Linked DNA regions of Mus musculus: region 1 is linked to region 2. The links are chromatin contacts, found by Hi-C or POLR2A ChIA-PET in ENCODE. All regions are on one chromosome and are shown on one strand. Each heading gives the region's core, a stretch centred on a gene start or an enhancer-like site at or near the end of the contact. The rest is flanking DNA. Distances are from core to core; before and after follow the strand shown. Region 1 holds the start of Fam204a (family with sequence similarity 204, member A). Region 2 holds the start of Emx2 (empty spiracles homeobox 2).

The links. A loop is a pair of places that touch in the nucleus more often than their neighbours do. ChIA-PET counts read pairs that join two places held with the same protein, here RNA polymerase II (POLR2A).
Region 1: a map of heart shows a loop between it and region 2 (2.2-fold over the local background). The contact joins the promoter of Fam204a here to the promoter of Emx2 in region 2. A Hi-C loop is called at or near these places in 1 of 37 maps with a recorded cell type or tissue (heart). POLR2A ChIA-PET finds 5 or more read pairs at or near these places in 1 of 5 experiments (Patski).

Annotation. Positions count from the first base shown.
Region 1 is chr19:60,223,206-60,228,415 of GRCm38, forward strand. Fam204a (family with sequence similarity 204, member A) reads right to left here and starts at 3,496. Exons shown (of 8, transcript NM_001358273.1): 1 at 3,439-3,496.
Region 2 is chr19:59,456,561-59,461,922 of GRCm38, forward strand. Emx2 (empty spiracles homeobox 2) reads left to right here and starts at 2,130. Exons shown (of 3, transcript NM_010132.2): 1 at 2,130-3,064; 2 at 5,102-5,286. The coding sequence starts at 2,656. It also overlaps Emx2os.

The DNA.
Region 1 (5,210 bases), core at 2,246-4,745, 770 kb after region 2:
GGTTTTAAAAGACAAGATGAATGAAGTCTTGAGATACACTGTGAAATGAGCCAGCGAGAACAGCGTAGTGAAGCATCTGCATCACCTTTAGGTTCGTTATCTAGTTGAGGATGTTAAAATTAACAATTTCAGGCATTTTTTAAGCATGCCTGGGGCCTACTATAGAAGAACTGCCCATGGCAGTTCACTGCACGCTAGATACTCTCAAGAGTCTAGGAACCAAAGTACACAAAGGAGAACCAGGAGCTTCACAGACCAGAATCCGCACCGCAGCATGGAAATGTCACTCGGCCTGGGCCTTAGACAGCATGGCAGGCTGCTGTTTGAGCACATCTGGAGTTTCACAATCTATATTCTGGACATTCAAATGTGATTCCCCAAGGAGAGCGGTCTCAGGTACCCTATAGAAGGTATCATTTCCTCATCAGTTTTCAGGCAGCTACCCAGTTTTCACGGCTTTTTGAACTTTCTCAAAATTACTCTTATTGACTGATGATAAAGCATTTAATATGCTGATACGGTATTTTCCTGGTTTGACAGTTTCTTAAATGGACCTGAAGAAAGAGGAAAAGTTAAAAGATCCTCCAAATCCATACTACAAAACTCAAATAAGGTTTGTTTGTTTGCTTTTTAACTCAGTTCCTTAAAATCTTTAGTCACATATCAGTTTCCCATGATACTGAGGGAGGGGGTGGCCCAAAACAAAAGGAAAACAAAAACAGATGTAAGGAAGATTAAGGTTTCTGCAGATAAACACAGGTAACTGCTGGTAACGAGCTTGCCTAACACAGCGGTCCAGTTAAGCAGCAGCTCAACTGTAAACTAGCCAGTATGGAGAGGCTGACTGGTAATTTCTGCCTTGGGCTCCTGTTTGAAGACACTGTCTTTCTGCATATACATGTCATTCATACATTTTCCAATTGGTGTCATATCTGGCCTCCTGTTATTCCTGTTTGGGATTCTCAGAAGGGTGATTAATTCTTTGAAGTGTCTCTTTCATTCCTTTCAGGTTATATGTCTTTAAAATTCCTAGATTAGTCTCTGAGAATATTCACTCAGCCATTTTAAAAGGATGTGGAATACCAGACAAACAGAAACTCAATTCTATGTAGATTATAGCCAGGCCCATAGCACAGAAAATGAATTAACTTGTAAGCTTTCAGTTTTTAGCCTGTAACCCAGTATTTAATTTAATCATATCCTCAAGGAAGATGTAAATGAGCCACATTTCTCCTTTTTTCTAAAGTTTGAAATATCACTTCTTCATTTCCAACACTTCACCATTGCAGTTAGGACTTTTCCCATGTACAAACTATTTTGTGTACAACGTGGGACATATCTTCTAGTTCTGGGCAGACATCATTTGCTATGAATTGAATTTCTAAGTCTAAATAAAGAGGGTTTCTTTTACCCTCGAAAAACAACCACAACCATTACTGAGCAGACTCTGGCAGAAAGCAATGCATTTAGAACAAAGTGGTTCAGCATCTGGTAATCTATGTATTCTTAAGAAGTTTTATAATGAAAGTACTGAAAGTCACTAAGCTAATTATCAGTTTTTGTTTTTTTTTAAATCCAGTATTTTACTTTCCCCCTGGTAGCACAGTATCATCTACCTTTAGGTGAGAAACCCTAAATCCAGTAAAGTATATTCTTTACCTGTTACCAGAGATGTTGACTATACACCTCATTCTCTACAAAAAAAAAAAAAAAAAAAAAAAATTAAAATTAAAAAGGATTTAGTAAATACCATCTTTTGAGATACAGAAACCATAGAGATAAAAAAAATACCAATTATAAAAGTTCTAGTTTGTGTCAGATCTGTAGAAGACTAGTTATAGAGGTAAAAATAGTCTTGAAAGTCAGATGACTTCCATCCTGAGCAGGCCATTGTATTTGCCTGGGTTTTCGTTCTTTCTAAGCTTTAAAACGAAGGTATGGTCAAATACCAGTGCGATGGTCTCACACACACCTTTAAAATGTTTATGATCTTAATGGCCTCAGAGTCCTAAATGACCAGAGCTGCTTTACTCTTTGATCAATATAAACGCAGCTTCTCTCCTCTACCTCACTAGATGATCAGTTTTCAGAGGCTCTGCACAGGGTCCACTGAAAAGGGGCAGGAAACCAAGTTACAACAAAAGACAGACAAGCAGCAGGAGAAAAAGAAGGCAGACCTGTCACACACCACACACAAACCAAGAGGCAGGCACTAATCTTCATCACAACACACATTAGAAACTAACAGCAACTCTTTCTACAACTGGCCAAAATCATTGTGATCCAGTTACGCCTGACAGCTTTAAATTATGAACTTTTAGAGGGCAAAGTTGGTGGCGAATTCTTGGAGACAAAGATTTGGGAGACAGGTCAAATCTAGGCAAATTTTACTAATAATTTTTTCTGCACTTTTTGCATATGAAAAAGGGGAGATATTATACTAAGTAACACACTGAGAGTCACATTTAGAGATTTGAGAAATGTATTTCTAGACCACAAAACTGGTTACAAGCAATACCCAAAGGATAAAATCTGCGCATCCAACAAATTTTCTGTCTCTACTATGCCAGAATTTAAGCTGCATTTCCATCAAGTGGCTGTCTTATGTATTCGATTTTAAATAATCACAAACATCTAAATTTAATCCTATTTGTAAAATAATTATAACCGCCATCCTCTAACCTATAAGAGCATAATAAATAGTTCCTGAACTTTGGAACTAGTTAACTGACACACTTTTAGGCTTAAGATTATCAACATTAATGTAAATGTCTTATTTATTGTTAGAAAATGTGTTCCTTTTTCTTAAAACGACACAGAAAACCCGAGGGGAGTCAGGGGCCTCAGTTCAGATATACTTCAAATAAGTTATTTATTTTTTGTATTTTTAATCTTAAGGATAGGTGAGTTTGAATTAAAACAATGTTTACAGCCAAGGCTTGGAACCCACTTTCCCCCGGGACCCTCTCTAACTTGTGTGGAAAGATTTTAAACCACGCAATCCATGCCACTGTACAAGTACTTACAAAGTTCAAGACTGAGAGGGTGGCTCTGAAAGGCACACCCCTTCCCGCACGGACAACCTGGAACTCGGCGGCACTCACCCGGTGCGAGGCCGCACCACCTTCAGCTCTCCAGCCGCGTCAGAACTCGCATCGGGACGCCGGCGGAGCGGCGAGCCGCGAACCTCGCTCTGGTCAGCCGCAGTTGCTGTGTGGGCTTTCGCGCTCCTCGCTGGCCCGGGACCGGACGGCTACCTCACGACGCCCCCGGAGCCCAGCGGCGCCCGCCCGAACCCAGGGTTTTCCAAGCCCGCTTCGGCAGATCTGCGAGGACGAGCCGCCCCGACTCCTGCGCCGCCCTCCCTGCCTCGGAACACAGCCCGACAGGCCGCCGCGAATCCTGCCGCCAAGTCGCGCCTCGCGAAGCCGAACTTACCAGGGAGGAAACAGCGGCTCGGCGGCCATCTTAGAACCCCGCCAACATCGTGTCTTCTGATTGGCTCGGGCGGATCAGCCAATCGGCTGCGGCCGTTCTGGCTCTATGGTCGCCCAGGGAACAGCCTGGCTTGCCTAAACGCCTCTGCTAAGAGGAGCCTGTTGAGGTTTTGTTTTTGTTTTTTGTTTGTTTGTTTGTTTGTTTGTTTGTTTGTTTGTTTTTCTCCTTTTCCTCACTTTAACCAAGCGATTTTTTTTTAAAGTTTTGTCCTTTCCTCGCTCCTTTCCTGTGCTGGTGAACTTGGCTAAAGAAAATGCTGACTTCGATGCCCACCTGAGTTCAATGGAGAACTGTAGATGATCTCTTCAAGGAAGGCTTTGCTTCCTTCGCTTCCTCGCCACCCCTCTCCCCAGCCTTTCCTATCTTTTTGCGTATATTTGAGTGTCCACTGTGTTCCAGGCCTCATGCAATTCTCAACCGGATTCCAGTTCTCCAGGGACTTTCCAGTCTGGTTGACCGAATCAAATCCAGCTAAGCACCCCCTACTCAGAAGTTGATTTACCAGGCTGGCATAGTGTATAGGTCCTGATGAGGGGTTTACCGGCGTGTAAATGAGGAAAAGAGCAGAAATTTTCACCATGTGAAAACAGTAAATCCAGGCGATGATACGGGGATGAAGTAGGACCACTTCAGAAATGCTTCCATTTTCTGAAGTACTGTTCTGTACTCAGATTATGTTTCTATTTTCTTGTGATGGTTATATAAGAAACTACAGGGCTGAGAGATAGCTCAGTAAGAACCTAAGTTCATTCCACCCTCAGAATCCGTATTTTAAAAGCCAGGCATGGCAGCCAGCACTGTGGATGCAGACAGGCAGACTAGCCTACGAGGCAAGCTCTAGGCCAGTGACCACAAAAGACAGGTGGGCAACCCCTAAGGAACTACACTTTCGAGTTGTCTTCTGACCTAATGCACATGCATTAGAACACATATATGGCACATGCACATACAAAATACAAAGCCTTGAACAAGTTTAAAAAAACTTATGAAAAATTAAACTTTGCAGAATTGATTTGAACAAACAGTTGTTTCATGAATAGACTCTGGCCCAGTCAAAGTTCAGAGTGTTCCATCAGTGAGCAAGCAATCTTTGTAAATTAAAAAAAGGTAAAAAGAAACATATAATACTGTGGTTGGTCATATCTTAGTATTTACCTTATAAAAACATGGTGTGATCAGCTGTCATACTGACTGGCTAAAAGTCAACTACTATGACTGACTAAGACTCAGCAACACGTTATAAGAATACTAACATACTCTTAAGTGAAGCTGCAGTTCAAGCTATTTAGTTTTTCAAAGGAAGGAGTTGGTTGTAGGCCAAACTTAATGCACACATGGCTTAACTTACAGTAATTTTCACTTATTCACATTATGAACAAGAACCTTTTAAAATATTGTGATGTACAAAATTCTTGCCTCTATTCAATAATGTGAATGGATTAATCATTATTACATATTTAATCCTAATATTTAAACATACATTATACCCATGCATTGTCCAATAACTTCTGGAAGATATGCAAGTTTATGATGTAGTGTTCTAGAATCATGATTTGATAAGTTTGCATGACGGAGGATTCCTTTCAAGCATTCCCTGATTCTAGGGAAAAGCATAACTATCAGCATTGAGCAGGTAATTGCTGTGTCAGTTTGCTGTGAGTTGCTATAACAAAATACCACAGACTGGGTATCTTAATCAATGCATTTCTCCA
Region 2 (5,362 bases), core at 880-3,379:
GTTTGTTTCTAGAAGCCCTAGCTCCTCTGAATCTTGCTTGACTAGGCATGGCCCAAGACTTCCGCCCTTCTTTGGGCTCCAGTCTTCAGAGGCACAGCCTCTATTTCCACAACCCAGATGAAACTAGGGAGAGATTTCTCAGCTATATTTGGGGTCTGGTTCAGGAATGAGGAGAATGTGGCCTCAAATGCATACCCTTTTTTATAGGGCTGAATCTAATGCCCATAATCTCTGAACTTGCCCCCAAAAAGGGACAAAGAAAGAAGGCCATCTAGAATAGAAGGTGAAATGATCTGAAGTCTAAGGCAAGGGCAGATTTATACCACGAGGAGAGCAAAGCTGAGGTGGAAACACTTTTCTCAACTCCCATTCTACCTAGGGGCTCCCTTGAGCTTCTGCCTTCTCACATGAACGCTATACAAGAAACGCACACAACCTGAACAGCAGTAGAGGAAAAACAAAACAACAACAAAAAAATCAAAACAAAAAAAAAACCCCAAGAAACCAAACAGGAGACCTCTCCTTATTATTATTATTGCCGGGACTACCTGGAGCGTCCTAAGACCCAGACCCTTGGTGGAATCAGGTGGCTTTCATAGTCCCTCTAGAGGACTTCACGTCTGTCTTCTCCAGATCTGCTTCTCCCGGGTCTCAGGCAACCTAGCCACCAAGCACAGATATTTTATCCCTCTTAGGATAAATGGCTTCGACCTGGGAGTAACAGATTTAAAGGACGCCAGAAAAAAATTATCATTAATTGTAAAATACCTGCTGGTACTTCACTTTAGAAGAATGTAATTGGCAAAGGGTGTGTGTGTGGGGGGGGGGAGGCGGCTGATGAATAGATAATAGATCTTTAACCACCAATAAACAGAGAGCAGCGCCAGCAGGCTGGGGGGATGTGATCATAATTATGCCTCAGCGTGAGCCAATGGGGACGAGAGAAGTCGGCCCTAAAATCATCCCAAAACCGAAGGCAAGCTCGAAAATGCGGACAGGGCCTAGGACCGGAGACACAATCCTAAGTGCCAGGTTGCGAAACCTGGATTTGTAGAGCAACCCAGCCCTGGGACAACAGATGTCAGAATAAAAATAGGTACAGTAATAATAGCAATAATGGGAACAGTGTCAACGCCACTAAGGACAATGGAACGATAACACAGTCATAACTTCAGCTTCTGACCTAGGACCCAAGACTCCTTTCCCAAATAACCCCACATTTCCCAGAAAGAGCTGTTTTGGGGACAGAAGTGACCACCCTCCAGAAAGGATAAGCAGAAACTCTTGGGTGCAAGCTGGAAGTCCACTGCCACGGTACAGGCGCAGCTGGCCCCTCAGGTTTGAACTTAAAAAAACGAACCAGCCGGGTCAAAGACTGCAAACGCGTGGACCCTGGAACCTCGAAGCTACGCTTGGTTGGAGGGGTGGGAGGACCCCCCCCCTCGAGCGCCTAGGAAACCTCGGGAGTTTTGCTGGGGGTGGGGATTGGTAGGAGTGAAGCGGGTTAGCCCTTGCCCGGAACCAGTCCCCGCCCGCTTACCCTCGCCGGGCGCCCGAAGCCATCTCAGTGACCCGGGCGCGGGCCTCCAGGGGACAACCGCAGCGGAGCTTAGGGTGTGAAGAAATCTGCGTGTCCGTCCGTGATTCAGTCCCATCAGCTCCAGCGCCGCAGGCTTAGGATCCAGGGGTCCGCAGCAAAGGCAGCGCAGCCCCGAGACTCTGCAGGGACCCGGGTGCCCCGGTGGGAGTGGTGTGGGTGCAGTAGGAGGCGGTGGCTGAGGGGGAGGAGGAGGGGGAAAGAGGAGGAGGAGGAAGAGGAGGAGGAGAGGAACGAGGAAGAGGAGGAGAAGAGGGAAGCGGAGGAGGCGAAGGAGGAGGAGAGAAGCCGCAGCGGGCGCCGCAGGAGCGAGGGAGCTAGCCCGGAGCGCAGGGCGAAGACACCAAGAGGTCGGCGGCCGGGCGGGCGGCTGGAGGCACAGCCGGGGCAGTAGCGCCGACTCCGTTCCATTCTGGGCCCGGATCCAGGCCTCCGGGTTCCCAGGCGTTCGCCTCCCTCTGACGCACTTTAAAGAGTCTCCCCCCTTCCACCTCAGGGCGAGTAATAGCGACCAATCATCAAGCCATTTACCAGGCTTCGGAGGAAGCTGTTTATGTGATCCCCGCACTAATTAGGCTCATGAACTAACAAATCGTTTGCACTACTAGTGAAGAAGCGAACACTTCCATGGATTGTCCTTGGACTTAGGGCGCCCTGCCCGCCTTTTGCAAAGGAGAGAAAACTTTTTTTTTGCCTCCCCGAAAACCCCCTCCCTGCCTCTAACTCCAATCTCCCCCCCCCCCACGCCACCTCGCTCAAAAAAATATTACCCCAATCCACGCCTGCAAATTCTTCTGGAAGGATTTTCCCCCCTCTCTCCAGGTTGGGCGCGTTTGGTGCAAGATTCTCGGGATCTTCGGCTTTGCCTCTCCTCCCCCTCCCCCTCCTTTCCTTTTTCCTTTCCTTTCTTCCTTCCTTCCTTTCCTTACCCCCACCCCCACCCCAAACAAACGAGTCCCCCATTCTCCTCGGTCCTCGCCGCGGGCAGCGGGCGGCGGAGGCAGCGCGCCGCGGTCGCCGGGAGCAGGGAGCCCAGCGCGCCCGCTCCTCGGCGCAGCATGTTTCAGCCGGCGCCCAAGCGCTGCTTCACCATCGAGTCGCTGGTGGCCAAGGACAGTCCCCTGCCTGCCTCGCGCTCCGAGGATCCCATCCGTCCCGCGGCACTCAGCTACGCCAATTCCAGTCCCATAAATCCGTTCCTCAACGGCTTCCACTCGGCCGCCGCCGCCGCCGCCGCCGGCAGGGGCGTCTACTCCAACCCGGACTTGGTGTTCGCCGAGGCGGTCTCGCACCCGCCCAACCCCGCCGTGCCGGTGCACCCGGTGCCGCCGCCGCACGCCCTGGCCGCCCACCCCCTGCCCTCCTCGCATTCGCCACACCCCCTCTTCGCCTCGCAGCAGCGGGACCCGTCCACCTTCTACCCCTGGCTCATCCACCGCTACCGATATCTGGGTCATCGCTTCCAAGGTACGTGCCACGTCGCGGAACTGAAGCACGCCGCTCCGGTCGCCTCCTTCATTGCGCCCGGCCTGCTCCGGGTGGGCGCTCCTCGAGGCCTGGACGGGCGGAGGTCAGCCCGGGTTCTTGGTTCTGAAACTGGGCAGCTAGGGGCCCGAGAGGCTTTGGTCCCCAGTCTCTGAAGCTCGTTTGGGTTACTGGCTTGCCCACTCCTTGACCCTTTGTAAAAGGGTGCAAACGAGGTGTCCCGTGGTTCGGGCCGGGGTCGGGCTGGCTGGGACACGATGCTGGGCGACGAAGCCCGCTGTCAAGAAGCTCTGAGCCCGCGAGGTCTTTGAATCCTGTTTCCCTGGACCGTGTTCCCGGCCGGTCTATCACTCAGGGACTCGGACAGGGCCACATGGCCAGGTTCACTGGACTTCAACTCTGCTCTACACTCACTCTATGTCCCCCCAGCCCAGACCCGCAACTTCTAGGTCTTCAACCCCTTTAAGGAGACAAGGAGACCTTGGAAACCTCAGAGCAAACTGTTTCCTTCCTCCTGCTCTGGAGGCCCAGGGAGGGGCGGGAAGAGAGCGAATAGAAACCTCCACAGCTCCACTAGTTCTCTCAGCGACCTGTTTAACCCGGGCACCCGCTGGACGTGGCGGGAAGTCGGGTTCCGTTTGGTCTTTGGTTGCTGATTTTTGTTTTTGTTTTTGTTCTTCCTGAGAGAAAGAAAGAAAGAAAGAAATTAAGAAAGAAATTTAAGAAAAGAAAAGAGAAAATCCAGTCGAGAGAAGGCCCGACAAGGGAAGATCTGTTTGGATATCTTCATTTTTTTCCCCGATTTAGTAATTTTGTATGCTTCTGGGTTGGGGTTGGTAAGAAAGTTAAAACTTTAGGAAAAGGGTTCGAATTAGTTTGCCGACTGCAGTCCATAAAAGACCTACCTCCGCCGGGCGCGATCGATAACGACGGGCTTTTCCATTCAATAACACTTCGCATTCCTGTCAGTCTAGACTCGGGTGTATGCCAGCTCGCCATTTTATATATTTATATATTATTTTAAAACACCCCAACAAAACAAACAAATAAACAAAAACCCAAACCAAAGTAAAACACCTTTTCCCTTAGCTCAGCACTGAATTTGCCTTCACTCCCGCTGAGACTACCGGCTGTTTTTGGGTGGTGGTGGTGGTAAATACATTCACTTCCTTTAATACGGGAAGCCAAAATACCCAAGCCTAGCTTTCAAAGTTTAGAGCTCAGCTTCCCCATTCTTTGCCAGTCCCATTCTTGGTCGCCTGGCCATATCACGGACAGCTTGGATCTTCGCCCGACCATCTCGGCGAGTACCCTCAACTCGATCCCCGCGAGGCTCCAGTCCCTTCACTCTCCTCTCCTAGCTCTCTGCAACCAGGGACCTCTAGAACCGGGTACTCTGGAAGCAACGGCCTTAGACACTGGGCATACTTGCCTCGAGATTTCTGTCCCGGCCCGGCTGCAACGTCTCAACCGATCTCTGCAATTTCTCAGAGAGATAGCAAGACAAAACTAGAAACCAAACAAACAAAAAAATTCTTGAATAAATTTCCGCGAGAAAACACGACGTCATTTTTACGCTTAATTTTAAATTTTAAAATAGGCTAGAAAGTAGGGAATTACTACCACTATTTCTTCTACTGCTACAACTTATTATTGTTATTATTATTATATGGTGGGCACCAATCCTCGAGCCCGGGTTCTGTTGTCCTGTTATCTGCCCTCGACACACAGAGTGGAGGTATCTAGGCTTGAGGTACTAAGGCAGTTAGGGAACCGGCAAAGGTCAGGAGCCTGAGGACTGCCACCTTAGAGACCATTGCTCTTTAGCTACCGCCCAGGTTTGGAGCCCTGGGGCCTGGGTCTGACGACTGGGCCGGTGTCCTTTTCAAAAGCTTAGAGAGGGTCTGGCGCTGCGGACTAGGCAGAGACCTAGGAAGCTATGCCCAGCCCGGCTCCAGAGAAGCCGGCGACACTTGCCTGGGAGGCCCCCTAATGGTACTTCTGCTCTGCCCCCTGCAGGGAACGACACAAGTCCCGAGAGTTTCCTTTTGCACAACGCTCTGGCCAGAAAGCCAAAGCGGATTCGAACCGCCTTCTCGCCGTCCCAGCTTTTAAGGCTAGAGCACGCTTTTGAGAAGAACCATTACGTGGTGGGAGCGGAAAGGAAGCAGCTGGCTCACAGTCTCAGTCTTACGGAAACTCAGGTGAGTGTGGCCCAGCAGCCAGGGCCAGGCCACACTACATCCAGACCCAGGCAGCCAGCACCCAGCACTCCAGCCA